Linked DNA regions of Homo sapiens: region 1 is linked to region 2. Evidence: chromatin loops called from intact Hi-C (ENCODE). Cell type or tissue: mammary epithelial cell. All regions are shown on one strand. Links, peaks and the distances in the headings refer to the core of each region. The heading gives the core; the rest is flanking DNA.

Region 1 (5,958 bases), core at 1,301-3,800, 72 kb before region 2:
TTGCTTACTCACTGAACATTGTAACACAAACCTACCTGGCCAGATATCACACAAAGTGTGACTTTTGGCAACCAGTACTGGAAGTAAGTTAGCTGTGAGCAATGAAGAAGAAACAAAGTGTAAAATATGCAAAGGCAGAAGCAAATCTGTAGAAACCCCCTGCGGTTATCAAACATGTATATTTGTAAGTAGATGATTCAGCTTTCATAGATGCTTAGTCAAGATGAAAGTTCTCTTCCATATTTGATGATGAAGCATATAGAAGTGTACACTGAATTTTCTTCTTTTTTATAAAAATCAAGTGAAATAGAATAAACAAGAATTCCTTTATTTGTAGGTTACAAACCCCTGACAATCCCACAAATGGCAAGAATGTCTATGAAATCACATCTAACAATAATTTTTAAAAAACAAATTTTTATCAACCACATAGGGAAAAAGACCAAATTTATGGTTCCATTTTCTCAGTTAGAATTATAACAAAATTCTTATCATTTGAAGATGAAAATTAGGAGTATGCAAGCAGCTAATTAATTAAAATATTGTTATTTTTCTAGAATTTGTGATATGAGATTTGTCAGCCTTTTACATTTTTCATTTCTTACATTTTCTTTACTCATTCTCAGTACATATTCACTTTTATCTAATGGTATATTGATAATTTTGTGTATTACTCTTTAAAAGTTTTCCAAAATTTTAGAAGGTTCAGGACCATCCATATTTGAATCTAACCCTATAGTGACAAGACATGCAAAGATTGGTCTTGTAACTTACATATAAACTTGATGTTTTAATACTCACACATGTTGAAAATCAAACATTATTTATATAGATATTTACATACCAGTCTGAGATGTATGCTTTGCTTATCCTAAGGCAACAAAAACAAATCTAAGGCTTCTAATTAATATGAAAATACTCCATCAGCAATGACTACATTCTTCCCTGAGATAGTTCCCCCCACCCCCACCCCACAAAAGAAAGGTCTTGGCTTTCTCTAAGTTCCTTCTCTTACAGTGGTACACTTCTTAAAAAGAAAATTTAAACTTTACTAAAACCTAAACTGACTTACACAGAGGTGCTTGTGCTATATGAGCTACTGGTCATGCTAAACTGCTTCAGTTACATGATAATTTTATCCTAAAACTCACATGCAAATTAATTCTATAAGGTTGGCAACTTGTGAAGCTACCTGGAGTTGGGGATAATCTATCTTATCCTGGTTACACCGTGGATGGGGAGAGGGGACACATATTGTCATCACCTTATTACTTCTTCACAGAGGATCTTGCTGTGTCCTTGGTGAAGGGGTATTTTTCTGTATTAAGTAAATACAAATCTTAGAAAAGAAATAATCCATTAAACTCTAATGACTGGTAACCCTCAACCAAAACATTCACTGAATAGGGTTAAAAATATTCAAGACAATATGACTTAACTGCAATATCAGTCTGAACCTGCCATTGGTATTATTTAAAGTTCTAGTCTTTTAACATATATAGGTGTATGATTATATATGTATTATGGATATTAGATAGGTGGTTCAGAAACCCAGAATTTTCATATGCCAAAAGTGAGTGGGTGGCTCTATAAAAATTAGTCTGCATATGGTCCTGTGTTGTTATAAATAATGAAGTCAGTACTGGAGAACAAAAGAGTGAAAAACCAAAGCTGACAAACAGCAGAAATGGCTTGCAGGTTAAGACTTTAAAAGCAGCGTGCGGCTGAGAGCTTTAAGAATAACATCAAGTGCAAAGAGAAATGAAAATGAAGTCCAGACATCAGCCTAACTAAAAGACCATGAATGGATGTGCAGGATCAGTCATTTTTAACTGAAGATTAGTATCAGTTGCTTTATTATTTTAGCTGCATAAAACACTCACATAATTGATCAAGTTTTGCTGACATGTCATACTTGACAGATTAGACTAAAAAGTCTTATTTCCAACCAAAAAGCTCTATAATACACATTAAAGGTATTTGACAGGGGAGTGCCTCCTTATTAAGCCATTTTCCTTATGCCTTAAATTCTAAGAACGGTATAAATTAGACTGCTTGTACTTAATTTTCATCTTTGATGGAAAAAATTTAGAAGTTTGAAGAATCTATTTGCCATTGATTCAATATGCCAACCAATAAGGTAGCCTTTCTTTGGAAAATGCTCTCTTTTCTCCTGATGTTTTGTGATTCTACCCCACACAGGATCCTTAAATATTGAAACATCTTTTTCCTAAATAATCCATCCCTCCCATTAGCATAGTCTTATTGTGCATACTCAGTGTGATTTTTTGTTGTTGTTTTAGGATATGTTGTTTGTGTGTATGTGTATGTGTGCACATGCGTGTGTTTTGGGGTTCTGGAAAAGGTTGTTTTTGTTTTGTTTGGGTTTTTTATTTGAAGCAAGTAATTCAGCCATATGTGGGACTTTACTAAACCAGGCAGAATTTGTGGTTGTAAATAAACATATTTTCCCTCCAAAATCTACTACCTATTAAAGTGTAGTCCCATCTTACCCAACAAATAAAAGGTTATCCATGTAAAATTACCTTAGAAATCTCAGTTCATGAATGTTCAGCCACCTAGGGGGCAGTGCAGTTGGAAATATAAATGCAAGTGACATCCTGTGTGCCAGTAGACAGGGGAGGGTCAAGGATAAAAGAAGAAAATGAAGATATTTAGAAAAAACTTTGAAATAAAAGAACAATTTAATAAAGGGCTGCTTGTTAAAGGCAGGTAAGAAAGGGCTGAAGTCAAGGGGTTGCTCAGTGTACCAGAGGTCAAGAAAGGGTCCTTTCAAAAATACTTGTCTGCATAGGAGAGTTATTTTTTATTGCTTGAAACGAAACTACTGAACCAGATGACATTTAAGGTTCTTTTTTTATTGAGGAACCCCTTGGAATGCAATATGACCTAACTTAAAGGAAGGAGACATAAGGCGGGAGAGGTGGAGAAAAGAGGAAGAGAACATAGAAGAGGAAAGGTGAGCAATCTGTACCTTGGACTGAAGTGGAACAAACTGTGGAGCTAACAAAAAAAACTGAGAGGAGTAGGTGTCTCAATTCCTAATTGATGTGCTAAATTGGGTTGAAAAAGAAAACATTGACTTATATTTTCTCCTACTGCCTTCCAATTGACAACTAAGAATCCCAAATAAAAGACATATTATAAACTAAACACTAACATTTGAAGAGCAATATCACTTCAAGGATGTATTAGGAGATTCAGTCTCTCTCCCCTCCACCCCATCCCACCTCCATCCCCACTCTCTCATCCCACTTACCATGTGAGGATATGACAAAAAGATGGCTGTCCCCACTCTCTCATCCCACTTGGCCATGTGAGGATATGACAAGAAGATGGCTGTCCCCACTCTCTCATCCCACTTGGCCATGTGAGGATATGACAAGAAGATGGCTGTCTCCAGGCACCACAAATGCCAGTACCTTCATCTTGGACTTTTCAGCCTCCAGAACTGTGAGGAGTAAATGTTTATTGTTTAAGTCACCCAGTCAATGGTATTTGCTGTGGAAGCCCAAACTGACTAAGACAGCTATTGTAACCAAAATGTCTTAAGATCACTGTCTCTGTACTTCATTTTCCTTTCCGTCACATTTCCTTTCAGGTTGGGTAGCATGTTGGGATGCAGTTGAGAGGAAATAAACTTAGGGATATAATTAGTTTTGGGTTAGTGAGATACATTTATGTGGGTCTCAGCCATTTCTGTTCACAATTAGGTTATTGCTGGCTCTCCTAATATAAGAATGGCTTCCATAAATACTCCTAGCATCTAGTGTGCCCACTTTGCAAAGCTATAGTATGAAGGTATGGGCCAAAGGTCATGTCATAATAGGAATGTGTCCTGAAAACTCATCATAGAAAGTCTGTAATCCGTGGAAGAGAAATAAAATTTTAAATATTTGAAGCCAGGAGCTAGATGTAGAATTTCTTTTCAAATATTATAACTCATATTTGAAGGAAAACGAATAGAATGACTACCCTAAAAATTTACTTGATGTGACTAAATACAAGTTATGAAGCCACAGAAAGCTTTTATGTACTATTATAATTTAAAAATTGAGCAAACATTTTTCTATAGAAAATGAAATGAAATTATAAAATTGTCTTCATGTGGAGAAGTGAAAAAAAGAGTAGAAAACCAAAAAGGCTGTGAAAAACAGTGTTAAGTGTGTGTTAAACAATTAATAATAAATTTTTTTTTGTAATTCTATCATGTTTTTGGTATTTGTCAGCTTCTTAATTGTCACAATATGTGATTTCTTTCCTCACCTTAAATAGCATTTACTCCCTTACCTAATTTTGCATTTTTACTTTGTATCATTTTCCTTAAATAAGGTCTCTGAAATTGTTTCAGCTGAGGCCTCACTAAACCTGGATTCGCATTTGCTTGTGGGGATCCAGGTAAACCACTGATGATTTGTAAAATAACTGATGGTCTGTGAGTGTTGGAGGGGAGGTGATAATCAACAGAGAAAGCCACCACCATGCATCATTAAGTAAAATGATGTTTGTTTTTCCTTCCTGTTCCCTTTCCTAGCATCCAACATCAAAAGAGTTAGGTCTTGATAAGGAAGAGAGATCCTCAAACCTGACCATGGCTCCATCAACCTGTGTCTACTTCAAGGGGCAGAAGTAGAGAGGGGATAGAAAGAATAGACCTCCCTGCCTCCTTTAAATCTACTATATCTCCAGCCTGGCCCTTGATAGAGTTAAGAAAACTTATACAACTTTGAATCAAATATAAAAGTAGTATTCAAACTGAATTAGACTGAATTTTTCACAACAGAAAAATACCAGAAAGTTATGCAATCTGCTCCAGGTGCTATTAAGTAACAGTTACCAACTCAAAAAAAAAATTCAACAAGCACATTTGGGTATGTGAATGGAGAAAAATAAAACCAAATATAGTCTATATAAGCAGGGAAGAGAAAACAGTAACCCACTGGCTTAGAATGCAAATAGAGACAAGCATAAGGCTGGAACGTCTGATCACTGTGCTAAATAGGGGTAAGAGGACTCCAATTAGTAATTTAATTAGTAAATTATCTACTTATTTATCTTAAAATAAATTTATATTAAAAATAAGTTGCTCCCTAAATGAGTAATCTAGGACTGAGGAGAACCATTACAAAGATGAGTTGCAGGAGAGAAAAGAGATTTCAAAAGCATGGACAAAAAATATTTGAACTCTTGGGGGTGGTAGAAAGTTATCCACAACAGACTGTGGGTCTTTGGGGACATGTTGGGGGAAAAGGTGTAGGGAAAGGAAGCCATCATTATTTTGTTTGAGATTTCCTAGATTGTTTCCTCGTAGATCTTGCCATGGCAGAGAATATTTTACTAAATGAATATAGGTAGCTGCGTAGGACTTGGCAGGGTCCTACCAATGCCAGGAGGCCCCAAATGAGCTTCACCTAGCTTCCTCCACCCTTTTATTTCCTAATCATTCTGTTTTACTTGACCTGGAGTCAGAAGAAGGAGGAGTGTCATTGTCTCTTTGTAAATGGTGGCAAACCTATCTCAGTACTTTCATTTTACTTGAAAGCTTCTGATATGTTCTCAGATATTAAACTTCAGGCTTCTACCCATCCATCCTCCACAGCCTGTAAAAGCAATCTTTCCAAAATTCACGTCAGGTCAAGTCGCTCTTTGGCTGAAAATTATTCAGTAGCTCCCCTCATCTGCAAGAAGAAATTGAAAGCTCTTAATTTGACATACTACATCTTTCTTGATCAGATTTCAGCTTTGTCTAACAGCTCATCTACTATGTTATCCCATAGATGTCCTTGCTTTAACTGCACTGAAGCAATGGCTATGCCTTTTCTATGTTTTGCACCTTTTGAATAGACCTATACCTCTTCCTGAAATTATCTTCTCCTCCAGAAATAGTCTCACAGACAACCATTAATAATGTTCTGTCAGTTATGGGGGCATCCCTTA
Region 2 (5,958 bases), core at 1,752-4,251:
TTAGTCCAAATGTGAAGTAATTGTTGAGTAAGGATGAGGGAACGGAAAGTAGAGATATTTTGAGACAATGTATGTGGTGGTAGCAGGGAGGAAGCAGAAAAACAAGTGAAGACCTGTTAGGATATTTTTCTGTTTTGAAGATCTGAACATAGTTTGAACATGCAGCAATATCAGATTTAGTATTTGTAATTTTCAATCCTTATATTAAAGGAATTACTACTATGCTATGTCATCATACTTTTAAGAATTGGTTCTGAAAACTAATTGGAAATGTGGCCACCTATACAACTTTATTTGCTACAGAAGACAGACTACAGGTTTTATTGTATGTTGATTTATTATGGAATGAAAAGATACAAATAAGAGACACAAAATGAATAGACAATTGAAAATGCAAAGACTTGCCAATCTCTTAAGGACTGTTAAATACAAAATAGTTTTGGAAGTGCACGATCCTATTAATGAATTAAAATGAGTTAAAATCGTATCTTGATTTTTCAACAAAAATGTATTTTGAAAATATAAATGCATAAGATGTTTTTAAAATCCTATATATCTTTGCATTTTAAAATTAAATTCCTGAAAATACCTCCTTTCCAAAGTTAAAAGAAATTTGGCTCCAGTACAAACTTTGTTTAAAGTAAACTTACTCAGATTTTTCTTTATGAACTACATAGAGATTTCATTTATTTATAGTTTCACTGAAATTTATACCTGCTCTATGGATGAATCATGACCTATAGATTGTATCCTCAGTAAAATTAAAAAATGAATCAACATACAATAAAATCTATAGTTCTACTGTGTTTTCTATAAGCAAAATAAATTTGCATAGGTCACCACGTTTTCAATTACTTTTCAGTGCCAACTCTGAGAAGAAAACTTAAATTTGCTCTTAAAAATATATGACAACATAGCAGAGTAATACTTTTCCAAAAGTAAAAATTAGGGTCAATTTGTCATCAAGAATGTCTGTCAGGATTTCTATCCTTGCTATTTTATACATATTGTATGTTAGCAGAGAATTTTTCCTGATTCTTCTAAGTAGGATTTTTATGGAGTCCAAAGAGCCTTAGTAGACTGGAGTCCAAATTTTAATTATTTGTATTCAATGCACTATGCTTAGTGAACTTTAGTTTTAAACAATCAAAATCTTCAGTTCACAGAGAAGACAAGGGATAAAGGAAATTTTCTTATTTTAAGGATATATTTTTTCTCAAAATAATATGTAAAACAAAAAATACTTGTGAAAAAATTATATTCTATGATTCATCTGTTAAGAAAACAGTCTCATTTCTATTTTTTCACTGCTGTATTTCAGGTATGTCTTAGAATGCTTAGTAATTATGGGCATGAGCATATGTTTATTTATAATGTGTATATATACACACATTATATATATAAAACAATATATATTATATAAATATACATAATGTATATATATTACATATATATAATTACATGACCCTAGGTAAGTTGATTTTGATAAAACTTGGTATGAGAAATTCATAATGAATTATTAAATCTATTCAAATTAATTTTACTCTATAATTTCTACTAGCATATCACCTCAATTTGGAGATGCATATATGTTCTTAAATTCTGTTTAGAACTTTTACAAGAGGCAGTATCAGGTAAACCAAACAAAATGGTTAAGAAGTGGGTTTCATATAATAATGCTGGATCCTTCAGACTGGATAACTACAGCAGGCTCAGAGACAGTCTGCAAAGCAGCATGTAAACAACACACGTGTGTGCATGAGCAGGGGCATGTGCAGGTGTGTGTGTGTAATTGTAGCCTGGCATTTCTAACTAAACTAGTGACAGAATGCTTTTATGACATTCTTCTATTCAGATGAGTAATATAAAGTGAAAACATGCTATCTACTAGTGATAAATGGCCCTGGCTTGGAACAGTCCAAGGTTTTCTCTATAGAACTCCTCCACTCTTTGTATTGCATGTACTGTAACTTCCCCAATAAAACTTTATTAAAGTGCTGGGCAAACTTATCCATTTCTTATGGAATTTCATGTCAAATTTCTTTATTCAGGAAAAATTATAACGCTCTATGAAAATAAATGTGAAGTGAAAGGAGAAAAAAACTATGTTATTCAGCATCACTGTGAAATTTCATTTTCTCAAAATATTTGACAAAATTGAAATCCTGTTAAAAATGCAAAGCATTATCTTTCTAACACTCTTGAAATTAGGATACAATATTTTGTAATTCAGCAAATATTAATTGAGTACCTACTTACGTTTTAGGTACTGTTTTAGAAATATAGAAAAATTCGATGACAGGTTCAAGGCCACACGGAACCTTAGGTAACAAAGCCAGAAAAACTTAAAATCTCTAGTCAACTAATTCAGATGCTCATTTCACTATTTTGTTATTTAGTATAACTCATTTGTTCCTCATCAGGCCATTTAAAAGGTTTTTATTTCATATCTCAAAACAATTTTATTAAAAAAAAGGCTTTCTATGAAATTATGACACCAAAGATGAGCACCATTAAATTTAAGCAAACTTATTTTTAACATAACTTTTACTTAATTCTGATTGTCACCATTTGATCTAAGTCCTGTATTTACAAGGAGAATATATAATTTGAGGAGTTTTAAGATAAGCCCTATCACTCCTTTTAAGTTACTCAATTTAAAAATGATCTCCTTTAGTAATTTCTATTAATTCTAAACAATAACACTCACAGCCATATACTTTATTTTAATAAATAAAAATTTACAAACTACTATTGTATTTTTAAATGGTCAGGTGAAGTCTTCTTCCAAGAGACAGCTTAATCACCATATTATCTATTATTAAATGTACAATAAAAGGACTTTTCTATGGCAATAGTTAAACCAGACTTATCAGCATTTTTTTTTTTAACTCAGTGTCTGCCTGAGGTCAAGTTAACAGAAGTATCCAACTGTCATATTAGAGGAAACCTTATACCTAATAGAGAGTTGCAGGCATCTGTTCAGGACCTGGTGATTTTTAAAATAGTTTTATTAAGAATGTAAGAGCTGGCATGTAATTGGTATACCTCTTATCTTTTAATCACACATACACAAAGTAACTGAATGAAATTATATTGTGTCTCTTACCTAAAGAATGTGCAGCTGTGGTTTTTGAGCTGAAAAACCGGCCAAGCCCAAGATCTCCAAGTTTTACCACCCCAGTGGCTGTAATGAACACATTAGCTGGTTTTATATCTGTGAATAAATGAAGGGATCAGGTAAAAGATGATAGACATTTTAGAAATTTTAAAGGAATTAACAACTACTTTTCGTGACAGAATTTAAAATTTATTTTAATCATGAAAGTTTGATTTATGAACCAATTAGTTTATTTTGAATAATTCTGATATATCCTAATACCTAGGAGTTCTCGATTCTCTGCTAGACAGCTAATCATCAATGTAGCATGATGAACATGATTATTAATTTCTATTTCAAATGCATTTTGTTTTCCATTTTCAAAAAACCTGTGAAATTCAAAGCACAAAATACACGTGTCCTTTTGATATCAATTTTAAATAAAATATCTTAATAAAAATTAACTTACTGGTAGATTTGCATAAAATATAAAACCACGACAACACTATAAGGCACATATTTATTTACTTAGATGGCTTTAAAAATCTTAATTGCATAAATGAATTGTATTAAAATTTTTCACACTTCAGTATCAGCGGATCAATTACTTATTGATGTAATGTTAACACACTCTGCTCAACCACTTGAATGAAAAGAATGCTGAGCTAATACTGAATATTAAAAATCTAAGTGGTTATGATATACATTGTTTATTTGAAGAAACAAAAAACTCTTCCTTATATATATTTGATTGCTGTCTTATCTTTACCAACAGCATCTTACTGGTTAGTAAGATGCTCAAAAGAGTCAAGCAGATTAATTTACATTCTTATTTAAAACCTAGTAGTGCTTTATTTAAAGGTTTAACATTCTAGCATAATTATAATTTGAAAATAATTACCTGAAAAAGTATGGTATTATGTACTGACTTGAAGACATTTACTTTGAAGAACTTACATCATTTAAAACAAGATTAAAAGTACTTAATGATTTTATCTTACCTCTATGCATGACTCTTCGAGAATGCATGTGTTCCAATGCACTGCAAAGCTGAACAAAATACTTCCAAACAGTTCTTTCAGGAATTAGCCTCTTTTGCTTCTTAAAATGCTTTTTGAAAATTAAAAATAAGAACTATAAAAACTAAAATTTCTCAAGACTGGATTCTGGTAAGCAAAAATCCGTAAGTCAGAAAAACAGCTAATTTTATCTACCATTATCAACTAAAAAGCATATGATCTTTATACTGAAATTATTCCAATAATTTTATCTGACATAATGGCTTAAGTTTTTTTCCTATTATAACTAAGGTTAGCGGAAACTGTGTAACAGTACCTTTTTGTGATGTCCCACTATTTCAAAAAATTAACATCTATATAAAACAATTTCTTGTCTTAAAAGGAAGATGTCAAATTTGATTTTAAGAAGAGCCAGAATAAAAAAGTCTAGATACCAGTAGGTAATTATGTTCATTAAAAGACAATTCTTCTCCTGGCAGAAGGTTTCACTACAGAATTCCTTTTAAATATTGAACCACCCTGGTGATTTGAAATATCATAATTTATTAAAAATTAAACAAATAAAAGGAATTTATGTAGAAAGTTTTCATGAATATTTCTACTGCACAATGCAAGTCAAACTTGTACTTTGCTTTGAATGAATGAAACTAAACTCCATGGAAGAAAAACCTTACAGGAATGCCCAGGCAAAAAGCTGACAGCACCAATAGGCTACTTAGGAGAGGGGTCCTGGCACATAAGAGGGCAAATACTACAATAATTGTAAAACCAGAGGTACTTATTTATGCTCATTTTTTCTACAATAAATCTGCTAGAAGACTATACTAATAATATACTACTTCAAGGACAAAGTTCTTAGCTTCATAAGACTTACAAAGATTCAACACATAAAAATTATTTTTCAAAAACAAAATGCAACTGGTTTCCCATTTAACAATACCTATAAATGACCAACATGAATATTGCATTGTAATAGGTTTCCATAAAATTTTCTAATAATTTTAACTGTTTTAAAATATATATAGGTATTAAAATTTAAATATGTACTTTAATGCAATTTATCCAAAGACATTTTGAGAAGTCCAACTAAATTGATTTTTTGTTATTGAATATGGAGGAACTATACTTGAGAAAATTCTAAAACAGCTACCTTTCAGTTTTTACACCTGTGACCAGCTGAGGGCAGGCTGAATGGAAAAACAGTACAAGGAAATCTGCTGATATCCTTACTTCATACTTAGCAAAAAATTATATCTACTGTCTCATATGTACTCAAGGTATGTACCAAAAGATAAATCTTTAAGGAAAAGCTAATAATCTTAGTTTAATCTTTCTTATAACACATATTACAGAAATAAATTTATTAGCAATTTCAATAGTTATTATATCAGTAACATTACATCCCAAAGAATAAATAACAATTAGATGACCAGGTAATTAAAAAGCAAATCAGGGTCTTACTAAAATGTTAGAAACCTCCCATATCATGTTTCAATACTAAGTCTTTTTAATTGCAGACTGTGTCAACATCAGTTTTCATTCAAAGGGGGCAATGCTACAAAATCAGTTCTTTACACATAATTTTCTTTCAGACTTGGAATGAGTCCAAATAAACCCTGTATATGTGCTCTCCCTGATGCTGGATTAGCATATCAGAGGACTGTTTGATGTCAACAGGAAGATGGGGACCAGGTTTCTTTTCATTCAAAAATAAATATAACATATCATGTGTGTATCAGACCATGAAAACAAATTTTTATGCTTTAATACGGATTTTGAAATCATCATAATTATAATGTAGTTGGCAGTTTACTTTTTAAATACCATTATAAAAAAGAA

What was found. Peaks named below come from ENCODE experiments on the same cell type or tissue, not always from the same donor. Only the 100,000 strongest peaks of a DNase experiment are listed, where the experiment ranks them.
Region 1: a loop joins it to region 2, with 8 times the contacts of the local background. A loop is called at or near these places in 2 of 110 quality-filtered maps.

The regions. Positions count from the first base shown.
Region 1 is chr1:198,347,280-198,353,237 of GRCh38, reverse strand. No RefSeq gene overlaps it. Among named protein-coding and RNA genes, the nearest start is that of ATP6V1G3, 190 kb to the left of the region's middle. In mammary epithelial cell, for the core only: a CTCF peak has its summit at 2,589; no DNase peak of the experiment used is centred there.
Region 2 is chr1:198,276,213-198,282,170 of GRCh38, reverse strand. It overlaps NEK7 (NIMA related kinase 7), which reads right to left. Exons shown (of 10, transcript NM_133494.3): 6 at 4,102-4,210; 7 at 3,110-3,217. Among named protein-coding and RNA genes, the nearest start is that of NEK7, 120 kb to the right of the region's middle. In mammary epithelial cell, for the core only: no CTCF peak of the experiment used is centred there; a DNase peak (open chromatin) is centred at 3,130; H3K27ac peaks cover 303 bases.